Regions from separate parts of the Homo sapiens genome. Here regions 2 and 3 are each linked to region 1. Evidence: chromatin loops called from intact Hi-C (ENCODE). Cell type or tissue: endothelial cell of umbilical vein. All regions are shown on one strand. Each heading gives the region's core, and the rest is flanking DNA. Links, peaks and the distances in the headings are about the cores only.

What was found. A loop is a pair of places that touch in the nucleus more often than their neighbours do. Peaks named below come from ENCODE experiments on the same cell type or tissue, not always from the same donor. Only the 100,000 strongest peaks of a DNase experiment are listed, where the experiment ranks them.
Region 2: it touches region 1 in a loop (4-fold over the local background); 2 of 110 quality-filtered maps call a loop at or near these places.
Region 3: it touches region 1 in a loop (3-fold over the local background); 13 of 110 quality-filtered maps call a loop at or near these places.

What each region holds. Positions count from the first base shown.
Region 1 is chr3:192,816,247-192,822,849 of GRCh38, forward strand. All of the region lies in intron 1 of MB21D2 (Mab-21 domain containing 2), which reads right to left. Among named protein-coding and RNA genes, the nearest start is that of FGF12, 92 kb to the left of the region's middle. In endothelial cell of umbilical vein, for the core only: no CTCF peak of the experiment used is centred there; a DNase peak (open chromatin) is centred at 2,915; H3K27ac peaks cover 1,104 bases.
Region 2 is chr3:192,954,789-192,961,391 of GRCh38, forward strand. No RefSeq gene overlaps it. Among named protein-coding and RNA genes, the nearest start is that of MB21D2, 40 kb to the left of the region's middle. In endothelial cell of umbilical vein, for the core only: no CTCF peak of the experiment used is centred there; a DNase peak (open chromatin) is centred at 3,083; H3K27ac peaks cover 1,933 bases.
Region 3 is chr3:192,886,231-192,892,445 of GRCh38, forward strand. All of the region lies in intron 1 of MB21D2 (Mab-21 domain containing 2), which reads right to left. Among named protein-coding and RNA genes, the nearest start is that of MB21D2, 29 kb to the right of the region's middle. In endothelial cell of umbilical vein, for the core only: no CTCF peak of the experiment used is centred there; DNase peaks (open chromatin) are centred at 3,141 and 3,651; H3K27ac peaks cover 3,285 bases.

The sequences.
Region 1 (6,603 bases), core at 553-5,552:
GAGAAAGGTTATTAAAGGACTCAGGTGTGCTACGATTGTGAGATGCAAAAATCCCATTTTTAAGATAGTGACAAAAATGACATTTTGTACACAGACCCAAGTCTTGTTATGACAGTAACTTTCAGATGAAAAATTCCATAATTCCAGTCTAACAAGAGGTGGTTTGAGGAGAAACTCTCCAGTAAAATCACATGAAGTTTTCAGTCTTTCCACTAGAGGTCATGCCTTCCTAATTTTTCTTTAGTTGCTGGACTGGCTGCAACCCAAAAAGTAAGGCCTGAGGTTGAACATAAATTTTTAAAATTAATACCTGATTTTACTGGTATGCTTTCAAAGTGAGTGAGAACACAGTGCTTCTTGCCGGTGAATTTCAAATGCCCACATGCTGTTTGCAGCAATTCTACTGTCACGATGGGATGTCACATCGTCGTTGGTAAGATTCACAGCTTTGAGGTGAACAAGGAAGACAGAAAAGAAGGATGCCAGAAAGGATGATGTGGATGCCGTGATAGAAAGATTATTAATTTAGGATACAGGCACGCTTGAATGTGGACCTTAGCTTCATGATTTATTAGCTGTGTGGCATCTGGATAAGTTACTTGACTTTCTGAAACTTCAGTTTCCCCATTAAAAAAAAAATGGGGGTAATATCATCTTTCTCATAAGGTTCTTGGGACACTTAATTGAAACAGTTACATAAAGCTCCAAGCAGAGTTTCTGGAACTTTGCAATCCTGAGAAAATGTAATTGTATTTTTAAAATCACATTCTGTTCACACTTCTGTAGGTTAATGAATAACACTCGTCTTTATCCTGTTATTTGGGCATGTGACTTTTAAAAATAAATATTCCAATACTTTTTCTATCTATTCTATCACTTCCCTCCCTGTTTTTCTTTTAATTTTAGTTTTTATTTAGTAATGTAGTCATGTGGTTCAACATTCAACAGCACAGACGTGACCCTGGAGGGGAGGATCTGTGTTTGAGTCACCCCTTTATTACCAAGAGCTCCTCATGCAGTGCTTTGTAATGCAAGTAACTGTGTGTCAAGTAATGTGGGTTGAGTGGGTGAAACCTCTTGACAACTCTGTCAGCTTTGTAAGGGACAGAAAACACTCTGAATGAAAAGTTAACACAAAGCACCTGGTAGATAGGAGAGAGGGAAGGAGGGAAGGAGGGAAGGAAGAAGGGAAAGAAGTGAGAGAAAGGAAGGGAAAGAAACAGATATACTGATTTTTACAGTTAGTTTTAGCTTAATATAATCTTTTACAGGACTCAATCATGACAGCTAGCATCACTGCAAACAGTAAATCTGTCATCATTAAACAGGTACCACCAGAGCCCTGCACCATCACTCAGTTGACAAATACTTCAGATTCTGTCCTTAAAATGTTTGTGGTGTAGTGTCCTTCCTGCACACCCCATGCCACTGTGTGTCACTGTAACAGTCCAGCCAGGGTCCTCACATCTCTCACAGGGACAACTGCAATACCTCCGAACTACACTCTGTTCCCACCACCGCACCCAGCATAGGCTGCCAGAAGGAGCTTCTTGAAGGATGGGCTCTAATCACATCACTCACCTGCTCAAAATCCTTCCACGGTGCCCCCATCTCCATAGCCAAGGCCTCCCCCACTCTGAGGCCAATCTCCATTTTCGTCCCTGTCTTAACTGCTCCCTTATGTTCTTAATTGGCCCCAGCCCCCAAACGGATCCCCCACAATATGCTAGTCCCCCAAATATGTCCAGTGTTTTCCAGTCCCCAAGCCTCTACTTGTTCTCTTCAGTGTGCCCTCCCTCCTTGCCTGCTGAAATCCTGCCAATTCTACCCACCTAAAAGCTTTTGCCTCCTAACCTTACTCCACAATCATACAAATTATTTCCTGTCCCCCTTCATACAGCATTTGTACTACAGCTATTTGAGCTCATTCTCATGTCTCACATGAGACCATGAGTTTTTTGAAGACAGGAACGGAGCCTTATTCACCTGCATCCCCCTGTGTTCTGTGTCTGGGGTTTAGGCCACTGATATCTAGAAACAGTCTGACCTACTACAGAATATGTCACTGTAACATGAACTGCTTGTACAGGACTGGCAGATAGGAAAATGATGTCAGCACAATTAAAAGTTGGATTGCTTTCACATGCAATTTTCCTAGAATGCTAATATTTTGTACAATCAAGAACTAGCAGCTAAAAAAAATGTACTCAAACACAGAATACAGCAAGTCACAGAGTTCTCAGCTCAGACAGACATGTGGTTCTTGGTTCAGAAAGTATGTGGCTTTTCTTTTTGTATTGTTGCCTATGATCTTACTTCATTGTATCCTTGTCTCCAAAATTCAACAACTTTTCCTTACAATCCATCAAGCCATCTTCAACCATTTTTAAAGGTAAAGTCCTTTTTAGAGTGGTATTTCTTTATCTTTTCGTGTTTCTTTTGCTTTTGTTAATGTCCTGGTTACAAAGTCAAATAGGTTTTGGGGGATATGGTCATAACTCTGCTTTTCCTATAAGTCATGCTGGTTTTTTTAATGCAATTATGCAGAATATGAGGATTTTAAGGAATATATATACTATATTGTTATATAAGTGCCTAGACCAGTGCTCAACTTAACTGGAGATAGAAGGCCAACTGCTGGTCTTAATAAATGAATGATGACAAGGTCCCTCAATACAGTTCCCTTGAATGTCAATTGTTTGAGCCAGTTCTCAATTAACTGAATATCCGAGAGGCAGGAATTGAGTTTTTTTTTTGCTAGAATCTGAACTGCCAATGGAAATGCTCTTGGGCAAGACAGGCTGACCTGACCTGGAATATAAGTGACTCATAGTTTTCCTGGAGAGCTGAGCATGTCTGAAGAATGCTAGATCCCAGGGCTCCTGAAGAGGGAGAGGCCATCCGGGGGCAAAAGTGAAGGGAGAAGAAAAGAGAGATAGGAATCAATGTTTACAGAGTATCTGCTAAGGCCCAGTTATATATTAAGATTTACATGCAAAAATCTTTGAGACTTAATCCTCAATTGACAAGAAAAGAAAGTCAGGCTCAGTGGTGAAGGGGTTTGCCCACGGTGACTAACACAGGGTTGCCTGAATCCAAAACACTGGCTTTTCACGGCAAGGGTGGTTTCCAAACCTAGCACAAGGGCTGGGCCTCCGGAGAAGCCCTGTAATTAGTGGAGGGTGAAGGTGGAAGATGAAGTGCAAGGAAAGAATGTGACAGTCAAGTGAGCAGAACCTGGGCCTCCCACCCCCGCTTCGACCACTTGGATCGGTTTTACTTATTGGGCTTCCTCTTATGCTTCTATTTGAGGGAAGAGTCCTATAGTTTTAAAAGGGAGATGGAGAAAGGGTTAGAAAATCACTGCATCATATCAAGCTGCCTATTTCCCAATTCTGCCTGAGGCTGGCCCCTCAGCAGAAAAATAAATCAGTGCTTACAAAAGATCTTCTATGCAGACCACTGCTGGAGTGGTCCCCAAGTCCCCTCTCTAATCATTCCAAAGCTGTCTAAAAAGACTTTACTTTTCGCCAACTGTACTCACTTGTTCAACTATTTTTACCCATTTCCAGGTACTCCAGCTTGGGAGGCACCTGACATCCATCTGTGAAAGTGCAGGCAGCTTGGAGAGCAGGCCCTGCAGCTCCTGCTCTGGGGACAAGCTCTGCATCCCAAGCTCTGAACCTGAAGCAGGACACCCAGGGCCTAGTCCTGGTGCTCCCTACAAGGGGGTAGGGGAATCAGCTCCTCTCCCTAGGTTTCTGTTTCCTTGGCTACCAAGTAAGTTGGGTGGAATACATGGTTTTTAATGTCCTTTCTGACTTTCAGGACTCTATACATAAATAAGTGTGTTTGTGTTTCTGTGGGGAGAGAAAGGGGAGGGAGATGCGATATTAAGAGTGAGTTTGTATAACAGCAAGTCAGAGCTAAGATGTATAAAAGTACACACCCCCCAGAAACACACAGAGGTGTATGCAGAACCTTCAGACAGATTTCTCTAAAATTTATGAGTATCATGAAACAGATTGTAAAAAAGAAAACTATGACATTATGAACGCTGATCTAACTTAAGCACAAAGAGCAAAGTAGACCTTTAACTCCCCCGAGATAACAACTTCGGATAATACAAAATGTAATTTCAGATCTTTCCAAAGGCCTTTCAAAGTCCAGGGATGAGGTTCTGTGTTGCAGGGAAAGGACTCGTACAGAAGTTTTGTTAAAATGATTAGAAAGAAAATAACAGGCACTGGATTTACAGCCAGTCTCTGGGCAATGAATGATTTGTCACCTTTTTCTTCTGTTATTGATTCTCGCCTATAGACAGACGAGGAATGACTGCTGATGAAAGCGTCTGCGTAGCGGCCACTCAGACTGTGTCAAATATTCCTCCGGCGTCCCGCCCCGGGCTCTCTCTGCAAAGGCCCAACCTCCTCACAGATGCTCCGCTGCCTCGTTCAGCCAGCATCTGGAGGTACAACTTCTGACTACCTAACTCGCGCTCCACCCTGTTTTCCATCCCCCCAAATCTTATTTTCTGACACAGGGGCTCGCTCTGTCACCCAGGCTGAAATGCAACGGTGTGATCACGGCTCACTCCAGCCTCAAACTCTTGGGCTCAAGCAATCCTCTCACCTCAGCCTTTTGAGTAATCAGGACTACAGGCGGTGCCACCACACCCAGCTTTTTTTTATATATATTTTTTGTAGAGATGAGGTCTCGCTATGTTGCTGAGGCTAGTCCCGAACTCCTGGCCTCAAGCCATCCTTCACACCCATCCCTCACAAATCCATTTTAAACAAACAAACAGAACATTACGTACCCTTCAAATAACAATGAACACATCGTTTATTTGACTAATGCTGCTGCCTTCCTGATATTGCTAATGTCACTATCCACCACCACCTGGGCTCTTAATAACATCACTCATTTACTGGGCACCTACTTTGGGCCAAAAGGTTTCTTGTGAATTGTTATTAATCTTTATAATGCCCTCTTATGATGAAGACCTTGAGGTTAAATAAATGCTCAAAGTTACATAGTCAGTGGATCTGATAGCTGAACCAAGCTCTCTGACTCCAAAGGTAGGGTTGACTCACAAACATTTCATCCAGGTCAGTAGTGTGAACTATCCACACCTGCTCCCACCTCATTCCTCAACCTCATCTCACAACTTCGCTATTGCCCTGGGAGACCGCAGAGCACCTGCAGCTTTCAAACACTATGGGATCCAGAAATGAAGGAAGCTGGGAGATCCAGGCACAAGCAGGGAGCACCAAACCTAGAGGCAAGTTCTCAGTCCAGAATTTTCTGCCCCTTCCCTCTCTTCTTGCCTAATTCTACCAATTAGGTTCATTGTCACGATTAAAAGGGAAACTGGAAATTGCTTTCTGGAAGTTAAGGCGCTAATTAACATTTACTCTTTGGTTTAAATGTCTGGAATTGGAGAACAACATTCTTAACGCAGCAAAGAACACCAGCCCTGCCACAGTGGGAGTTGGATTCAGAGTTGACTGAGTGATTTGGAGGTCTACAAAGTGCCATGATGGGCCGTCAGGGTCCTGGAAGGTCCTGAGGACAGAAGTAGGAGACAGGGAGGCAGCAAGAGGCAGCACCCAGGAAACCCTTTGTCAATTTCAAAACTGTGCTCAATTTTTTTCTCTTCCTCTTCCTTTCCCTCCCCTCCTATACAGCCTCCTACTCCCCAAACCCAAGATAATAGGATGAGTACTGCATTCCGGTTGCAAACTGAGTTAAAATGGCACCTGTGAACCCAGGCATTATTTGAAATATCTTTACATGGAAATACGTGATCTGATTCTAAACAAACAAGTGTATACCTATCGCATTTCTAAATGTGAGGGAGCTATTATTCACAGCAAGTCCCTGAGAAGCTAATTAAATGTGCCACAAACAAGCATAACAGTCCAACAGAAAAAAGGCGGGGTGGGGGTGGGAGGTTGGAATGGGGCATCTGCTTAAAGTTTTCATTCCTAATAAGAGATGTTTCTAAATTGAGTTGAAGAGAGCTTGTGATACATTGGAGAGTCACTTACACTGTTTCACTTCAATTACTGGTTTCTCCCCAAAATAAGATTCAACAGAAAAGGTGACAGGAGTTCACCTCAGATACCAGTCTCAACAGGCATGGAGGCAGAGACTTCATTAATAGTATAGGAACTCACCAAGTAACTTTATTCCTCCCACCCCTTTTGGATATCCACATAGAAGTTCTAATAGATGTAAGAGCAAATGCAAATCACTGGCATTGTAAAGAATAAGGTCCACCACGGGGAAGTGCTACTGGGGACCACGAGGAAGCATGAAGGCCAAAACTTAGAAAGAGTCTGACCTATTCCCGATGAGCCAGTGATTTTTCCCCGTGGCCATGGTCAGGTCACTGTATCCTTTACGGCTTTTGCTTTTCTGCGTGCAAAACAGAAATATTCCACTGATCACATTCATTCACTTTGTAACTGCACAGACCCTTAGAACATCTAATGTAACTGCTTCCTTGTATGGATGAGAACACTGAATGTCAAAGAGGTACTGCTGGTAGTTAGAGGCCACGCAGCTAGTCAGTGTTAGAACTAAGATAATTAGGGC
Region 2 (6,603 bases), core at 716-5,715, 140 kb after region 1:
CAGACACATGCTCTAATTTTTGTTTGTTTGTTTTGTTTGTTTTTTTTTTTTTAGGCAGGCTCTCACTCTGTCATCCAGGCTGGAGTGCAGTGGTGCAATCACAGCTCACTGCAACCTCTGCCTCCTGGGCTCAAGTGATCCTCCTGCCTGGGCCTCCCAAGTAGCTGGGACTATAGGCACATGCCACCATGCCCAGCTAATTCTTGTATCTTTTGTAGAGATGGGGTTTCACCATGTTGCCTAGGCTGGTCTCAAACTCTTGAGCTCAAGTGATCTGCTGGCCTTGGCCCCCCAAAGTGTTGGGATTATAGGCATGAGCCACCATGCCCAGACCCACAAACTCTAAATTCTGAGAAGAATAGTGGTTGTCCTAATTAGACATTTTGTTGGCAAATGGGGCCAAGGACAAGGAGTCAGGATTCCAGGGTTTAAAGTCTATAGACTATTCATGGCATTAAAGACAGCCTATTACAATAAGGGAACCTGCAATTCAGCAGGTGAGCACAACTTCTCATGGGTACGGATAAGAGGATTAGACCCGACTGCACTCCATGATGTGGTCTGAAGATGCTGACCGATCTTGACTCCTCTGGCAAGTTCAGCCACCTCAATTAGAATATGACCTTCATTTGATGTAGTGAGCTCCCAATTAAAATTTTATGCGAAGAGTTTTTGAAGCTAAAGAAATTTTTAGAAAACTACTGGTATAGATAATCCCATGAGTTTTTCTAAATTTTCCTGTTAGGGTACAACCTCTCCCTTGAATATTAGTTTTAATTCATTATTAATATGAATTCACTTTTACTTCTATCTCCAAGTTGGCTATTCAGAATAATAGGTAAGAAGTATTACAGTATCTGCGCTCTGCACATTGAGGGTCAATAAATATTTGATGAACAAAAGAAGGTTGATGATACCAGGAGAAAGGAATGGGTCAGGTCGTTTTCATTTTTTTACTGTCAGTAAGCCATAGAGGAGCAGGGCAATTTTTTTAAACAGAGAAGTGAATTGCTATTTTCTTTTTTTCATAAATTAAGTAACACTGACATACTTTCTTAATGTTGCATTAAAACAACTCAACTTTATGAAGGGGTTCTCACTCTAGTGAAGAGTGATGAGCAGATGATAGAAATGGCTTATATAGTGACCCAAAGAATGCACACACTACTAAATTGTGCGATTTCTTTGCTTTATGTTCAAGTGTATGAAAATTACTTGAGTGAGCCCTAAGATCTAGCTGCTTTTGGAACAGATTACAGTCTGTGTGTGTGTGTCTGTGTGTAAGTGTGCATGTCTATGTGTGTGTGCATGTATGTGTATCTGTTTGTGTAAGTGTGTATGTGTATGTTGTTTGGAGGGAATTCTGTGTCACAGTTGTGTGGTCATAGGAATTCGGAAAGAAAGAAAACCTTAACCTGAGCAGGGATGGTTCAGATGATTTCTCAGATGAAGTGACAGAGATTGTTGAGAAAATGTAATTTGAGCCCACAGAAAACCCATTGTAAGCACTCCAATTCCTGGCTACAAACTGCACTTTATTCTTCAGGAAAATATCCTGGACTCAATCTTTAATCCTTTTACAAATTTTTTTTCTTTTTTCTTTTTTTTTTTTTTGAGATAGGGTCTCACTCTGTCACCCAGGCTGGTGTGCAGTGATGCAATCTTGGCTCACTATAACCTCCGCCTCCTGGGCTTAAGTGATTCTCCCATCGCAGCCTCCGGAATAGCTTGGACAACAGGGGTGCACCACCACACCTGGCTAATTTTTTTGTATTTTTTGTAGTTACAGGATTTTGCCATATTTTCCAGGCTGGTCTCAAACTCCTGGGCTCAAGTGATCCACCTGCATCGGCCTCCCAAATTGCTGGGGTTACAGGCATGTGCTGCTGTGCCTGGTCCCTTATTCAATTCTTAATGATATCTTTAGGCAACAGTGTAGCTCAGTAAAGAGTCCAATTCTGCCCTCAGATGTGTGGAGAGAAGCCACCCAAGGCAGGAAAAGCACCTCAATCCCTGGGGTAAATGAAGGCCTGTGTATGGAAAGCTTCTTTTGGTAGACGTTCACAAGCTCAATACTTAGATGTGATATATCTCCATCCGTGGAGGACTGTTTCTTTGGGGAGAGTTCTGCAGATGTATGCAGCCTCAGTTAGCACGGCAGGTAAAGTTTGGGGAAATTAAACCATGCCAGGAGGGAATAAATGGGCGAAGGGGCTGTTTAGAGCCTGAAGTGAACGCCCTTATGGAAGTCTGAAACTAATGTGGGAAAAGGCAAGCTAAATGATTCCTATTTGGTGATTTGTTTGAAATGTTTTGATGAAGGTTATGGAGAGGAAGACTCCAGTTTCATCATCTGAGAGCCATTGGATCTAAAAGAGGTGAGGCATCTTCTACTGGGAGCTCAACCAGTTAGAGGAAACCGATGCAGACGTGATTTCTCTGCTTTCCATCTCTTCACATAAATCCAACAAAATATCTTCTGCCTAGAGCTCTGCTTTCAATGTGTGCAATTATTCATCCATTTCCTCAATGTATATTAACTGTGTGCGAGGCACCAAGACAGGAGCTGGGGAATCAGGGGGGTTATGGGCCATACCATCAAGAGTCCCACAGTTTGGTTGGAGAGGAAGATAAGAAAACCTGCCATGACAGGATTTCCACACAACAGGGAGACAGTGACAGGAAGGTAATCAGGGAGGCAGTCTTGGGTGCTGTCCACAAGCACAGACTCTGGTAACAGCTCTGTTCTTATCCCAGCCCTGCCATTTAGTAGCTGTGTGATCTGGAGCCAGTTACGTCAACTCTCTGTGTTGCAATCTCCTCAATTGTGAAATGAAACTCGTAACACCAACCTCAAGGATTTGTTGTATGAGTTAAATGAGTTAATACATGTGAAGTGTTTAGTAAAGCACCAGCATGTACAATGTGCTCACAGCCCGCAGAGAACTGCAAGGGCAGGGACCCTTTCAGCTGCACCTCAACTGTCACTCCCTGTCTTCAGTTCTCAGCTGAGTCCAGCAGTTCCTGGGCAAGATGAGGAAGAAACAGTTACCGTCATTTCCCCCTCAAACCAAAGGGAAATGAGTGACTCACTCCAGCATCACGGAATGTCTGAAAGGGGATTTCTTTCTTTATCTAAAGGAAATTTTGGCAGGAAAAGTAGACTAAAACTATTCCCCAACGTAGGCAGCTCTTGTAAAATGATTTGTTAACTTAATATTTCTATGAACTTGTATTAAATACTTACCATATGCTAGGAACTGTGGGCTATAGGGTAACAGCCTGCATTTATTGATCCCTCACATGTGCTAAGCACTGTAGAAAGTACCGCATTTATCTAATATTCACAATACATCCTCATGAAGTAGGTTCATTATCATTCAAAGGAAGAAACTGAAACAGAGAGAGGTTAACAAATAACTTGCCAAGGTTCTACAGCAAGATAGGAAATAGTGGAGCAGGGATTTGAACTTGGGAAGAATGAGTGGAGAGTCCAAAGCCTGACCACTATGTTTTCCTGTCTTAAGAAAATATAATCACTTTCTGCAAGGAGTGCTTATTCTAGTGAAGGAGCCAGAAAAGAACAGATAATTAATATACAGTGTAATCTATGCTCTATAAAGGTGTGAACAGAGTTCTGTGGAAGCACAGAGGAGGGAGGAAATTACTTTGGCTGGGAGAACCAGTTTTAGCTGTAATAAGCAAAGTACTCAAGATTACACAAAATTTCCAAAATATGTACAAACCTGGAATGATGAAAATCTGTCACAGAGAAAGAAAAGCTTACATTCAAAGATGACTAAAAACTATAAACCTGTCTAGGTAATCAGCCTCTAAATGATCAAGAGTCAAAGTTACATTTTTGAGTCTATGACATCAGGTGTAATATGCATATTACTGCTTTGGTGTGACTGACCACACTGCACTTTGCTAACTGTCAAAACCATATATTTCAAGTCCCAGCTCAAGTTCTATCTTGGAAGGGAGTGGCCACAACTTATTAGTCTTTATTCTTTTTGGTATCCTCTGTCTCATCTATATTAGGTGCCTATCTCACTGCCTGGCTCAAGGTAGTAGCTCAAATGTGTTCATTCTGCGTCTTTTAGAAGTTGATTAATCTGTTTTTGTTTAGTTCAAGGCCTAATTTTTTCTCTCTCACCTTTCACTATTTTCATTTCACATCTCATTTATATTTCTCACAGATGTTACTAGGAGTCAAACTCTAAAATTCACCCATTTCAACATTTGGGAAAGAATGCATCAAAATGCGATCTCAAGATGGATTCTGGTGGTAACTTTTGGGTTTTCTTTATCAATGTCCCTCTTTGTCACTCATAGGAAAAATTAGCTTAAACTTAGTGGGAAAAAAATTTGGTTCCATATTGCTCAAGATATGTCCTGACTACCTGTTCAGGTCTGATTTTTGAGTAGCGGGTAACAACCAGTACACATCTTTCTCCAGCTCTTGACATCAAAACCGTCTGTTCAGAACGAGAGGGAAGAGAAAGAGAAAGGGGAGAATGAGCGTGGGAAGAAAGATAGAGAAAATGATTCTGTCAGTCTAGGGTCAAAAATAAATGGAGGAGGCAAGAATGTCCTGCAAAATGCTTTGAATAATGTTATAATAAATTACCAACGCTTACGAGGTTAAATGAATTGTGTCCCTGCTGACATTAAGTAAGGATTTGAGGTAGAATATCAATCTTCAGTAAGTGTCATCCTTTTGAGCTCAAATCAGTGGGCATCATTTTGTCTGATCAAGCACCAGTCCAGTTGTAGCTGAGAACTAGCTGGTACCTACAGTAATAGCTGATTTGTCAGTTACCCTGCTCAGGTGCCCAATCATTGCAGAACTGCTCCTGAAAGTACAGTCTTTGACTTTGATATCTTTTAAACACACTTCCAGGACACCTAAAATTCCTCTGTTACATCAAGTCTCTCATTGTGTTTACATAGACTTCTGCTACCCTAACCTGGCCCTACTCCATCTGTATTAGTCTATTCCTATGCTACTAATAAAAACATACCTGAGACTGGGTAATTTATAAAGGAAAGAGATTTAATGGACGCACAGTTCCACATGGCTGGGGAGGCTTCACAGTCGTGATTAGAAGGCAAAGGAGAAGAAAAACATGTCTTACATGGTGGCAGGAAAGAGAGTTTGTGCAGGGGAACTCCCATTTATAAACCATCAGATCTCATGAGACTTACTCACCATCACGAGAACAGTATGGGGGAAACTGCCCCCATGAATCAATTATCTCCACCTGGCCCCACCCTTGACATGTGGGGATTATTACAGTTCAAGGTGAGATTTGAGTGGGGACACAGAGTCTAACCATATAACCATCTGTTGTTACAGATTTTTCTTATTCATAGTTTTCTAGTAATTAATGTCAAAATGATAAGATAGGATCTCAGCATATCTCAGTATCTCATGAGGATGCAAGTTTATTCTTAAATACTTTATATAGAATTTACTAAGATGAAAGGAGATTTTTTTCTTTTATTTATTTATTTATTATTATTATACTTTAAGTTTTAGGGTACATGTGCACAATGTGCAGGTTAGTTACATATGTATACATGCACCATGCTGGTGCACTGCACCCACTAACTCGTCATCTAGCATTAGGTATATCTCCCAGTGCTATCCCTCCCCCCTCCCCTCACCCCACAACAGTCCCCAGAGTGTGATGTTCCCCTTCCTGTGTCCATGTGTTCTCATTGTTCAATTCCCACGTATGAGTGAGAATATGCAGTGTTTGGTTTTTTGTTCTTGGCGATAGTTTACTGAGAATGATGATTTCCAATTTCATCCATGTCCCTACAAAGGACATGAACTCATCATTTTTTATGGCTGCATAGTATTCCATGGTGTATATGTGCCACATTTTCTTAATCCAGTCCATCATTGTTGGACATTTGGGTTGGTTCCAAGTCTTTGCTATTGTGAATAATGCCGCAATAAACATACGTGTGCATGTGTCTTTATAGCAGCATGATTTATAGTCCTTTGGGTATATACCCAGTAATGGGATGGCTGGGTCAAATGGTATTTCTAGTTCTAGATCCCTGAGGAATCGCCACACTGACTTCCACAATGGTTGAACTAGTTTACAGTCCCACCAACAGTGTAAAAGTGTTCCTATTTCTCCACATCCTCTCCAGCACCTGTTGTTTCCTGACATTTTCATGATTGCCATTCTAACTGGTGTGAGATTGTATCTCATTGTGGTTTTGATTTGCATTTCTCTGATGGCCAGTGATGATGAGCATTTTTTTCATGTGTTTTTTGGCTGCATAAATGTCTTCTTTTGAGAAGTGTCTGTTCATGTCCTTCGCCCACTTTTTGATGGGGTTGTTTGTTTTTTTCTTGTAAATTTGTTTGAGTTCATTGTAGATTCTGGATATTAGCCCTTTGTCAGACGAGTAGGTTGCGAAAATTTTCTCCCATTTTGTAGGCTGCCTGTTCACTCTGATGGTAGTTTCTTTTGCTGTGCAGAAGCTCTTTAGTTTAATTAGATCCCATTTTTCAATTTTGTCTTTTGTTGCCATTGCTTTTGGTGTTTTAGACATGAAGTCCTTGCCCATGCCTATGTC
Region 3 (6,215 bases), core at 1,053-6,052, 70 kb after region 1:
TACAGGCGTGAGTCACCGCACCTGGTCTATTTTTATAATTTTTGACAAAGTCTCCATTGTTTTGTGATGAGATGGGAGTATAAATAAAAATCATACTTGCTAACATTCTTGAGTACTTGAGTTTACAAAATATTTTCACGTACGTTGACTAGTTTTCTTAAGGTATTTCCCTTGTAGTATTTCCAAACACACAACAGAATTAATACCACGAGTACTCATTTATCCATCAGCCACCTTTAGCAAATCTTGACACTTTGCTACATTTCCTTCGGGCTTTTGAATAATAATTTAAAAAAGAAAGCTACAGATACAGTTATTCCATTCCACTCTGCTGTCATTTAGAGAGATGACTACTATCCTGAAATACGAGTGTGTCACTCTAAAGCACATTTCATACTTCTACCATATGTGTGATTCATAAGCAATTTATACTATTGTTTAACATTCAATAAATGGTGTCATGTACTAGTCATTCTACAACTTGCTTTTCTAACCCTTACGTTTTTGAATTTTACCTTTGCTGGAAATATAACTCTAGTTCATTAATTCCAATTTAATTCAATTTTCACAGTACCTTTTTACCTAAAATAACGAAAGAGTAAATATCTTGCCTGATTCTAAGAAGCAATGACTAATTCAGATTCCATTCTCATCCATAAGTCCATGTTCTTCTACTGTAAAACTCTGTTTTCTGAAATTAGAAGACTGGAAATTACAAAGTCTTCATTTAAAATCCTGTCAAGCTGTAAGTTAAGGAAAGGAAAAAAAAAAAATCCCCACTTTCGCCACTGTCCCTAGATTCTTCACTATACAAACAGGGCTACCAATTCATTTCGAGAAGACGCTGAACCAAATTCTTCGGTTTCTTTGTCCACTCTGGGAAATGTGAACACTAACCAGACATTTGACGATATCAATGAACTTTACTTTTTAAGAGACAAAGTCTCGTTCTGTTTCCCAGGGTGAAGTGCAGTGATGTCATCGTAGCTCACTGCAGCCTCAAACTGCTGGATTCAAGCAACCCTCTTACCTCAGCCTCCAGGACTGCAGGAACACGCCACCACACCCAACTATTGTTAACTTTTCTTGAAGAGTGAAAATGGTATGTTCAAAAGGAAAAAAGACGTTGCTTAATATTTATACAGTTTCAGTTTTACAAGATGAAAAGAGTTCTTGAAATTGATTGCACAAAAATGTGAACGTACTTAACACTACTAAACTGTACACTTAGAAACTGTGAAGATCGTAATTTTATGCTATGTGTATTTTACCACAATATTCAAAAAAAGGAAAAAGATATATTTAGGGATAAATTATACGTCTAGGTTTGATCTAAAATAATCCACGGTGGGGTAGAGGTTACAGAAAAAACAAAGGTATATGGGGGTTCATTATACCAGTCTCTATTTTTATATGTTTGAAGTTCCAAAATAAAGTTTTAAATAATGGCTTAGCCCAACAAAAAATATTTTTTCCCTTTACTAACAGGTTGCTTTGCTCTTACGTAAAAATAAAAAGCATCCTATTTTTTGAACGCTAGCAGCCCTAAGATCTGCTTTACCTTTTGCAGTTCTAGAAGGGACACTGCTTCTCAAACTTGAATGTGCATCTGAGTCACCCTGGGACCTTGTGGAGATGCAGTTTCTCTTCAGTAAGGCTTGGGTGGGGCCTGAAATGCTGCACTTCAAACAAGCTCCCAGGTGCTGGTGCTGGTTCACGGGTCCCATACTGAGGAACAAGGCAACAGGGGACGCGTAGGCTGCAAGCATTTGCAAGGGGAGAATCTAGCAAGGCTTTATTTAAATTGCATATCTGGGGACTAGAAGGGCACCAACACTGCTCCTCCGTTCTGGGAAAAAGTCTCCCGGCTCCTTTGCACCCCAGCACCAGGCATCACTATCCACTTAGTGAGAACCTCTAAAATGGAGAGCATCATACAAAAACCTCCTAGCAATCAGCTTTATTCCAGCCTTACACTTAAATCTGAACTCCTTAAATAGCCATGAAAATCTAATGCCCTGAAAGATTCTCCTCCTCAATCTATTAAGTAATGACTAAGCCAAAGAAACACATCCAGAAGCCAAAGTGCAGAGGCCCAGGCAAGAGCTGGGAATCATTAACAAACTATAAGAAGGTTAAACGCAGTATATCTTGGAAGCTCTAGTAAATTCCATTAAAGAAATAACATTCATTAAAGCACGCGCGCTCCTAAGCAACCATCAACATCTCTGAAGAATCAAAAGAAGAATTTCTACCCATAGAAAATCTTATCCACAAAATACAGTTATTTCCTCTAATGTTTTATGGTTGTCAGGTTGACTTAACCAAAGTCTTCCGTCCTCAGAGAAATGCTCTATTATCTGGTAGACTATGAATGCCTACAGGACAGGGATTATCACTGACAATTCTTAAGCTCTTACCATATGATCATACAGCTCCCATTTATTGTGCTTTCGAGGTGAGCACGAAGCAGTTTATATGACTTATTTCACCTAAAACATTCTGTCACTAAGGTATTTTATTTATTGAGTCTTTACTCACTAAATCCCTCCCCTCTTTGCAAGTATTTTTCCTAAAATGTTAATTCTTAGCTTCTTTCAGCAGAATGATGTAAAGGAGAAGGTGCTACCCTCTTTGACCTGTGAACTCCAGACCAAGCTATCTAGAGTCCAGCTCTGTCACCCAGGCTGGAGTGCAGTGGTGCGATCTGGACTCTGGTAGAGTCTAAGGGACTCTATCATCTCTACCAGCTCAAATCATGCCCCTTATGGTTCACATATGCATGACAGGGAGCCAGCCACTGGGAGGAGCATGGAAAGAACCCACCCAAGTCCCTGCCTTCAGCAAGCACGCAATCCAGTGGAAATGTCACCAGGCAGAAGAATTAAAATCTATTTATGATGTATTCAACAAACAGATACACACACAAATATACAGTTAGTTCAGGCAGGCAGAGAAACCCTTCTGACAAAAGGGTTAAGGAGTTCTCTATTAAGATGGTTTCTCTATTAAGATGGTTTTGGGGCTGGACCTTCAAAGAGTACTTATAACACATAAAAAAGGGAAAAAATGAACTAAGACACTGAAGCATGTGAGAACAGACTGGTGAGTAGCTTGGAATGGCTGGAATGCACAGACCCAGAGAGCAGGAGCTCTTGGCAGAAAAGAATTCAATGGGCTGCTTATTACAGGAAGTTGATTTGCTCTGAAGCTCTAACTTTGCAATTAATACTTAATTTTTACTTGATAGTGTTATTCTTTTTAAAAAGTCTTATTGTACCTAGCTCCAGCAGCATTTCCCTGAGGCTGCAGCCTCTAGGGAAATTACAAGACACTTGCCCAGGCCAGGTCCTACCTACCTCTGCTGGCCCTAGAGTTTATCACAGGAAGATTTTTTTTGTTTTTAAATGTGTAAATACAGTTTCCAGAGGCTTGTTCCAGGGTGACTCTCAAGCCCAAGCCAAAATACCTAACAAACAAGAAAAATCCATGTATGCAGAGTATAAAGATGTGAAAAGTGTTTTGTGAACTATTTCTAAAGCGTGCAACATAACAAGAAAACATTATAACTCTTATCACTGCTGGGACTGAACTCAGTCCAATGACCTCCAACAGAAAAGAATTAAGGTCCTGAACACCCACATCCAGAGTCAACACTTCGTTTAACAAAATAAAATAATAAAAGTGTTGCTTAGTCAGTTAGGAAAAAAAAAATCCAACGGTAGACACCAGAAATGACTTCACTGTGAAGGACAGATTTCCAGAAATAACACATGTCTAATGCCATTTCTGAAACTACAGCTAGGCAGAAAAAACAATTCTTTTTACCTTTATTTATTCCCAGAATAACAGAAACAAGAACCAAGAGCAACCTTTTCTTGACATCCTTCTGGTGTTTCTGGAAAAATATCTCCTTGCAATAAATAGTGGAGCATGTCCCTGCTTCCCTCACAGAACAGGTATGTAGGTCCATTTTTAGTATATAAAACTAGCTAATGGTAATATGCAAACAGAAATTCTCATCATTGTGTAGATGATCTATTTGCACTGATCACAGATGCCAGGAGAAATTCCCAACATAAATAAAAAGACTAAGAAGGTTTTTTTCCTGGTATTTTCAAGGCAATATACTTAGGGAAATCATAATTTGAGCATATCTTGGAAACTCAAGACACCAAATAAACAAAGAGCTTGTACTTGTCCTTTAAAGAAAGCCTGGGTTTTAGAATGGGGCAGGCTTAGCTTGTAAGGTCTGATGGGGCATCAGGACAAAAGCGAAACCTGAACTTCCCACATGATAATTTTCTAGGTATAGAAAAAGTCTGATGCAATCTGTTCTGTAAGCAATGATTACAGAAAAAAAAAAAAAAATCCTACCTATAAAGTTCACAGTTGGCATACCCTGCCATTCCCGACTGTGCAGGTACAAACTCATCAATTTTGAAAGCCATGAAGCCAAGTGATTGTGCTATCTGGTTAAAAACCTTTGAAACAAACAAATTTCGGCAAAAATGATACATGCTCTGAGGATATGGCATTACGTCATAACGATCCTCCTCACATCCTCCATGGCAGGCGGTTATTGATATAAGATGTACGTGCTTCTCAGGAGTCCCTAAATACTAGGTCCACGCAGAGACATGGGGAGAGGAAGAAAGAATGGTGATTTTAAATATTACTCATAAAAACTCAGTTTATCCTGCGTGGGGGAAGAAATGATAGCAACATCTCCTACCCCAGTCTAGAGTTGTATTTTTAGAGGTCATGTTCACTATTTCTTAGCGGCTTATCTCAAAGAAAAGGAATACCACGCAGGGGGAGACTTATTTAAACTACAAAACACACATCATCTTCTGACTTGTACAAAGTTCTTATAGAAGTTTTCTGGTCACATTAATTGGGTGAGTCATTTTATCTCAAACAGGTAGGTGTATTATGCAATTTTTCATGAGAAAACATAAATACAGATTTACATATGGTCACCTGAATTTTTAGACATTGCCATCTAATTCAACCATGCATTTGTAATACATTGAAGGCCGAAACAGGACAAGGCTGCAAGCCAAATTCAGACTGCAGGCAGCCGATTCATAACATCTGGATTAGAATAATTAATGTAATAGAACAAGAGCAGGAAAATAATTAATAAATAGAACAAAATAATTAATGTAACAGAACAAGAGCAGGAAAAGCTGGTATCATAAGAGGCACTGGAAATTTGCTGTTTCCAAGCTGGTAAAAGAAAGGCAAAAGAAAGGTATTTGCAAATCCATTGCAAGAGAAGAGAGATGGTAGGAGTCCTCCCTCTGCATAACATTTTCAAGGGCTTCCCTTGCAGGCTTAGTGTGATACCAAATGAGGTTCTAGATGACACTGTTTAACATGATGCCTGGCACCTAGCAAACAGCCAATACATGTTAATGCTTTTATTACTGTTATTAAGATAGCAAAACTTAAATGGGTCTTCCACACCAGCTACATGACCTCTGGTAAACTACTTAACATTTCTAGCTCAGTTTTCTCATCTGTAAAATGTGTCGGCACAGACCAAGCTTCAATAAATGTCAGCTGTTATTACTGGTATAGAGGTGATGGGAAGCCCTTCCCAAAAATGTGATCCATGAGAAAAGAAAAACTCTAAAAGCTGTGAACAAAAGGCAAAGTTTTAACAAATTACATTCCGATGGTTGATTCGACTTTAGGCCTATTATTTAACCCACCTGCACTTTTACTGCTTGGTTTGTAGAATGGAGAAAAACAAACTCATTTACTTCATAGGGTAAAATCATCTTGTACATTCTCTTGTGTCAAACAATGATTACAATTATTAGCCCAGATATTAAATATTAACACTTCTATTCCATGACACACACCCATGACGACCACTCACAAATTCATGTGGCACTGGCAGCTCCTTTGGCCCACACTTCAGGAATCGTGCTACATAACAACCCCCACTGCCCGTGAGGCAGGGTCCATCTTCAGCTCCCAACGTGCTTTCACACCCAGCAGGCTCACTGGTCCCCACATCCAGTGACTGGGAGTTCAGATAATTTTGTCCCCATTTTACAGATGAGGATTTAGACACTGGGTCTTTGAATTAATAACCCAAAGCTCACCCTAGGTTATGACCTTGCCTGCCTCTAGTAGCAAATACATGCTACAGAGAAAGGCTCAGAAAAAGTCTTAATTTAGGAGTTTGCTAAACTTCAGTC